Regions from separate parts of the Homo sapiens genome. Here region 1 is linked to region 2. A link is an interaction called in ENCODE POLR2A ChIA-PET data of the cell type or tissue named here. Cell type or tissue: Caco-2. All regions are shown on one strand. Each heading gives the region's core, and the rest is flanking DNA. Links, peaks and the distances in the headings are about the cores only. Region 1 overlaps LOC107984390 (a long non-coding RNA gene). Region 2 overlaps TMPRSS5 (transmembrane serine protease 5).

Evidence for each region. ChIA-PET counts read pairs that join two places held together with the same protein. Peaks named below come from ENCODE experiments on the same cell type or tissue, not always from the same donor. Only the 100,000 strongest peaks of a DNase experiment are listed, where the experiment ranks them.
Region 1: POLR2A ChIA-PET joins it to region 2 with 8 read pairs; 2 of 35 experiments call an interaction of 5 or more read pairs at or near these places.

What each region holds. Positions count from the first base shown.
Region 1 is chr11:113,619,406-113,622,211 of GRCh38, reverse strand. The region is part of intron 1 of LOC107984390 (a long non-coding RNA gene); the gene reads left to right. Among named protein-coding and RNA genes, the nearest start is that of TMPRSS5, 85 kb to the left of the region's middle. In Caco-2, for the core only: no CTCF peak of the experiment used is centred there; no DNase peak of the experiment used is centred there.
Region 2 is chr11:113,689,236-113,692,041 of GRCh38, reverse strand. It overlaps TMPRSS5 (transmembrane serine protease 5), which reads left to right. Exons shown (of 13, transcript NM_030770.4): 10 at 1,103-1,201; 11 at 1,669-1,811; 12 at 2,125-2,277. Among named protein-coding and RNA genes, the nearest start is that of TMPRSS5, 16 kb to the left of the region's middle. RefSeq lists enhancers at 774-1,973, 2,201-2,702. In Caco-2, for the core only: a CTCF peak has its summit at 872 (motif pointing right); a DNase peak (open chromatin) is centred at 1,191.

The DNA.
Region 1 (2,806 bases), core at 116-2,615, 70 kb after region 2:
ATTAAAAAACAAATAAATTATAACAAACCTGATTTTGTTTTAAAATTCCTACACAAACAGCTAAGCAATTCTGACATTCTACTCAATATTTGGACTCTTACTGAAACACTAATGGATTCTCTTCAACACATGTCAGTGTTAAAAATCACAGTGAATGTGGACATAAACACATGCTCTAATTTTGTATAACACAACACATAATATTTATTGTTTCCTTTCTTAGAAATCAATTTATATGTAATTTCTGTGATTTTTGTAATATCTAGTTCAGTATCTAGCTCTCAAAATATCTAGTTCAGTATCTAGCTCTCAAAAGTATCTTTTATGTGTGCTCTTTGCTGCTTCAAGAAATAGTTTTTTTACTTTATGTCCCACTTGAGATAATATATCTAAACTAGTACAATCATATGTACTTACTCAAATCTAGTAAGTGTATAAATTAGGACCATTAATCCTAATGAGAAAGCTATAACCAACATTTATACATTTATATAAAAAGGAATCTTTAACTGGTTCAAGAAACACCTAAATACTGAATATATCACTAACACCCCCCTCAACCCTTGCAAATAATTAACTGTTGGATTACATTAACAATTCTCTAATTTCAGATATGATTTTCATTTCTGTTATAATGCAGGACTTTAATTCACGAGTTGTTAAATTAGTTTATAAACATAGTGTAAAAACCAACACACTTTAAATGCTATTTTCTGGCAGAACGCCATTCTGTGCATCAGAGTGACCCTGAGTAATATACGAGCAATTACTTTCACTCACTCTTGTCTCAAATGCTCAGAAAGTCTCACCTTTTTGACTTCCTGGGCTGAATTCCAGCCTGGAGTATGTGTTAGGGACAGTTATCTAGCCACTGAGATGAACAACCCTCAAATCTCAGTGGTTCATCACACAAAATTTTTGTTAATGGGATGTGTCTTATTCTATTGGGCAGCTTCACTCCAGGTGGTGTCTCAGGGACCCAGGCAGGCTCCTTTTTCCTTATGGCTCTGCTAACTGTTCAGGTGGGACATCTATTGTGGGACTTGCTGAGGACCAGGCCCAGAAGTGACACACATCATTTTCTCCTGTATCCTACAAGCCAAGACTTCAAAGCTTGGCCAACCTATGGCAAAGGATCTGGGAAATATTGAGGAGCACACAGATTCAGATGAGGACTACTAACTTCTAAAACAGAGCAGATAAGTTCACCTCTGAAGTGGGTTGGGAGAGTTGAGTATCATAGAATTAGGAAGACTTGGGAGCTAAGTTGGGAAGGTTCCACCTTCTAAGTCCTTTTTTTTTTCTCTTAGAGACGGGGTTTCTCTTTGTCACTGAGGCTGGAGTGTAGTAGTGTGATCATAATTCACTGTAGCCTCGACCTCCTAGGCTCAAGCGATCCTCCCATCTCAGCCTCCTGGGTAGGTAGGACTACAAGCATGTGCCACCACACTTGGCTAATTTTTAAATATTTTTAGAAATGGGGTCTCACTATGTTTCCTAGCCTGGTCTCAAGCTCTTGGCCTTAAGCGATACTTCTGCCTTGGCATCTCAAAGTGCTGGGATTACAGGCATGACCCACCATGCCTGGCCCATCTTCTAAGTCTTAATTAGAAGACTGAATTCCTTGGAGGTTCAAATAGGATGCCAGAAACCTGACTATCCAATCTGCAACCCATGGACCAAATGAAGTCTACCTAAGGGTTTTAAACAAACTTTATTTTATTCAATTAATAAATATGATACTCCTTAACGGAAAGAATAGTAGCATATGATGTTATGCTGAGAGGCTTAGATCAATTACGAATTGGATTTTAAATTGTACATGAGGGAATTTCAAACATTTTATGAAAAATGGAAATAAAAGATAAAAATTTAAAAAATATACTTTTTTTTTAAAACATAAACTCATTCAAGATTAAGATACTTTTGTAAGACATGATACCAGCCATTTTGTCTATCCCCAAAGAACTGAGGCTCCAGGGAATTTAACCATGCTAATGTAATCTTTTTCACATTATTAACTGAAGAAAAATGAGTGCCCTTGAAATATTTTTTAAGATTAGGAAACAAAAGCAAGTCAGAAGGAACCGAAGCAGGATGGTAAGGTGGATGCCTAATGATTTCCCATAGGAACTTAAGATTGCCTTTGTTTGATGAGAGAAATGAGCAGGAGCATTGTCGTGGTGGAGAAGGACTTTCTAGTGAATCTTTCCTGGGCATTTTTCTGCCAAAGCATTGGCTAACTTTCTCAAAACACTCTCATAATAAGCAGATGTCATTCTTTGGCCTTCCAGAAAGTCAACAAGAAAAATACCTTGAGCATTCCAAAAAACTGTTGCCATGACCTTTGCTCTTGACCAGTCTGCTTTTACTTTGACTGGACCACTTGCCCCTCTTGGTAGCCATTGCTTTGATTGTGCTTTGTCTTCAGGATGGTACTGGTAAAGCCATGTTTCACCTTCTGTTGCAACTCTTTGAAGAAATGCTTTAGGATCTCAATTCTACTTGTTTGAAATTTCCACTGAAAGCTCTGCTCTTGTCTGCAGCTGATCTGGACACATAAATTTTTGTACCTTTGAGTGGAAATGCTCAACTTTAACTTTTCAGTCAGAATTGTGTAAGTCGAACCATTGAGTTGGCTATGGTGTTGGCTATTGTCTTTGCTGTCAATTATCAGTCCTTTTTATTTAGGGAATGAGCAAGATTAATTTTTTCCTTGAAAATTAACATGGATGGTCTGCTGCTTCAGGCTTCATTTTCAACAGTTTTCTAGTCCCTTCCTAAAAAGAGTTATCCATTTGTAAAC
Region 2 (2,806 bases), core at 7-2,506:
GTAGCTCATGCCTGTAGTCCCAGCTACTCGGGAGGCTGAGGCAGGAGGATCACTTGAACCTGGGAGGCAGAGATTGCAGTGAGCTGAGATCATGCCACTGCACTCCAGCCTGGGTGACAAAGCAAGACTCCGTCTCAAAAAAAAAAAAAGAAAAAAAAGGAAAAGAAAACTTTCTTAGTTGACCGAAATAAGTGTATTTAAAAGAAAAATACGACTATATTAGTATCTAAGTAGTAGATACTACATGAGTATCTACTGTAGTAGTATTTCTCTTTTAAATATACTTATTTAGTTATAATAAATAGTATATTTACTATATAGTATAGTAAGTAAATAGCATATTTACTATTTAAATATACAAAATAGGTATAGTAAATAGATAATAATTAGTATCTCTAGTTAGAGAACCTATATTACTTACCTAACTAGAGAACCTATGTTACTTATAATAAATAGATCCTAACCACAAAAATATGTAGCATGAAAAGAAATCAGTGTGGAAGTTCTAGGTAGCTGAGTCCGCTGCAGAAGTTGCTGCACCTGGGCGTGCTGTCTCCTGTTTGGTGGGAGGACGGCAGGCAGTAAGAAAGGCACAGACCAGCACCAAATGAAGTCTTTCTCTGTGATGCGGTTAGAGGGACTGAAAGAGAATTGAAAAGGACATGGCGTTCTCCCCAAGTGAATGCTTTACTCAATAGTGTGCCTATGTACTACCTAAAATCATGCATGGCTGCACCCATGGGATATGTCACGTTTTTGGAAACACTGTCCTCATTAGAAGTTGGGTGCCCATGGCCTGAAAGAATTTTCACCCCCACTCCATCCCCAGGTGTGGGGAGGGGGCAGCATGGGTCCTGTCCACCCATAGAGGGCGCCATGCACACTGCAGTTTGCATGCTGTCCTCTGTGACAGGGGACCCCAAAGATGGGACAGTGCCCCACTTGCATAGCCATCTAGGAGGCCTGGCTGGTGGAACCCAGGAGCCAGGACTGTTTGAGAAGGGGGCTGAGGAGGACTTGCCAGTCCTGGGTCCTTCGCCCAGGCTCTGCAGTGGGGGAAGCCAAGCCTGACTGGGGACCAGGACCATGTGCCTCTCTACAGACACTGTGGGCGCTGTGTGCCTGCCGGCCAAGGAACAGCATTTTCCGAAGGGCTCGCGGTGCTGGGTGTCTGGCTGGGGCCACACCCACCCTAGCCATAGTGAGTCAGCTCCCTGGGCCCTCGGTGCAGGGGCGGGTGTGGGAGGCATTCTTCCCCAGGGTGAGGCAAGGCCACATCCCCTGGCCACATGACAGTGCCAGCCCTGTTTTTCCCTGGCATCACCCTTGGTCAGGCCTAGGGTCTCCAGTCTCCCCTGCTTGGGCCTTTCTGGGGAGAACATCTACTGCAAGTTTTCCCTAAACCCAGACCCTTTTACTCCCCCTCCCCTTGTCCCAGGAGCGCCATGGTCTCACATTTGGTGTATGTGTGAGTCCTCCTGCTCTTCCCACTCCCAGCCCCCAAGTCCGATAGCCTACTGCTTCCTTGCTCAGCGTCCACAGCTCCCACCCTGGGCTCGCCTCTTTGGGTCTCCCTGTCTCTGGGACTTCGAATTACCTCCCCTCTTGCTGCTCTGCCTGCCTGGGCCTTGCTTTGTGCCCTGCAGTTTTTCTCGGTGTCTCTCATAGCTTACAGCTCGGATATGCTCCAGGACACGGTGGTGCCCTTGTTCAGCACTCAGCTCTGCAACAGCTCTTGCGTGTACAGCGGAGCCCTCACCCCCCGCATGCTTTGCGCTGGCTACCTGGACGGAAGGGCTGATGCATGCCAGGTGTGGCCTGTGGTGGCTGGGGTGAGGGTGGGAGTGGAGGTGGGGGTGGGAGGGCAGGGGGCCTGCTGTGACTTGGCCCCCTGCCCTGGTCTGAGCTTGTCAGTGGTGTGAGACAGCCTCTCTAGAAGGAGGGGCACCTAGGCAAGTCTGGAGCTCATGCTAAGGGTTTAAGGAGGGGTGAGGCCAGCAGATATCTCAGCTAGAAGCAGGCGGGGCCCAGTAAGGAGATTCCACTTGCCATAGTGGTCTGGTGCTCTCCATCAGGAAGAACTAACTGGCTGTTTCTCTGTGTCTCCATGCCTGGATCCCTTAGGGAGATAGCGGGGGCCCCCTAGTGTGCCCAGATGGGGACACATGGCGCCTAGTGGGGGTGGTCAGCTGGGGGCGTGGCTGCGCAGAGCCCAATCACCCAGGTGTCTACGCCAAGGTAGCTGAGTTTCTGGACTGGATCCATGACACTGCTCAGGTGAGTGTGGGGGCAGGAGTAGGGCAGGGAGATTTCTAAAGGACCTGCCCTCGAATGCAAGGAACCTTACCCCTTAGGCCCGGGCCCTGCTGGGGACTGGGGAGGGTGCTAGGACATATTCCCCAGAGTGAGTGGAGGAAGAAGTGAAGCTTAAACATGGAATCCATTGGATTTCTATCAGTTTAAGGATGAACTGGGTAAGAGTATGCCTGAGTTTGTATCCCAGATCTACCATTTCCTGTGTCGACCTTTGGCAAATTTCTAACTTTGTTAAACCTTAATTTCCTGATAATAACCATGATGGCTACTTATATGCTATTGTTATATGCTATTAAATAAGACCCGTACAATGCCTAGCACAGTGCTAGGCTTAGAGTGAGTGATCTGCAGTGTTTTTTGTTTTTTTTTGAGATGGAGTTTTGCTCTTGTTGCCCAGGCAGGAGTACAATGGTGCAATCTCAGCTCACTGCAACCTCTATCTCCCGGGTTCAAGCGATTTTCCTGCCTCAGCCTCCCAAGTAGCTGGGAT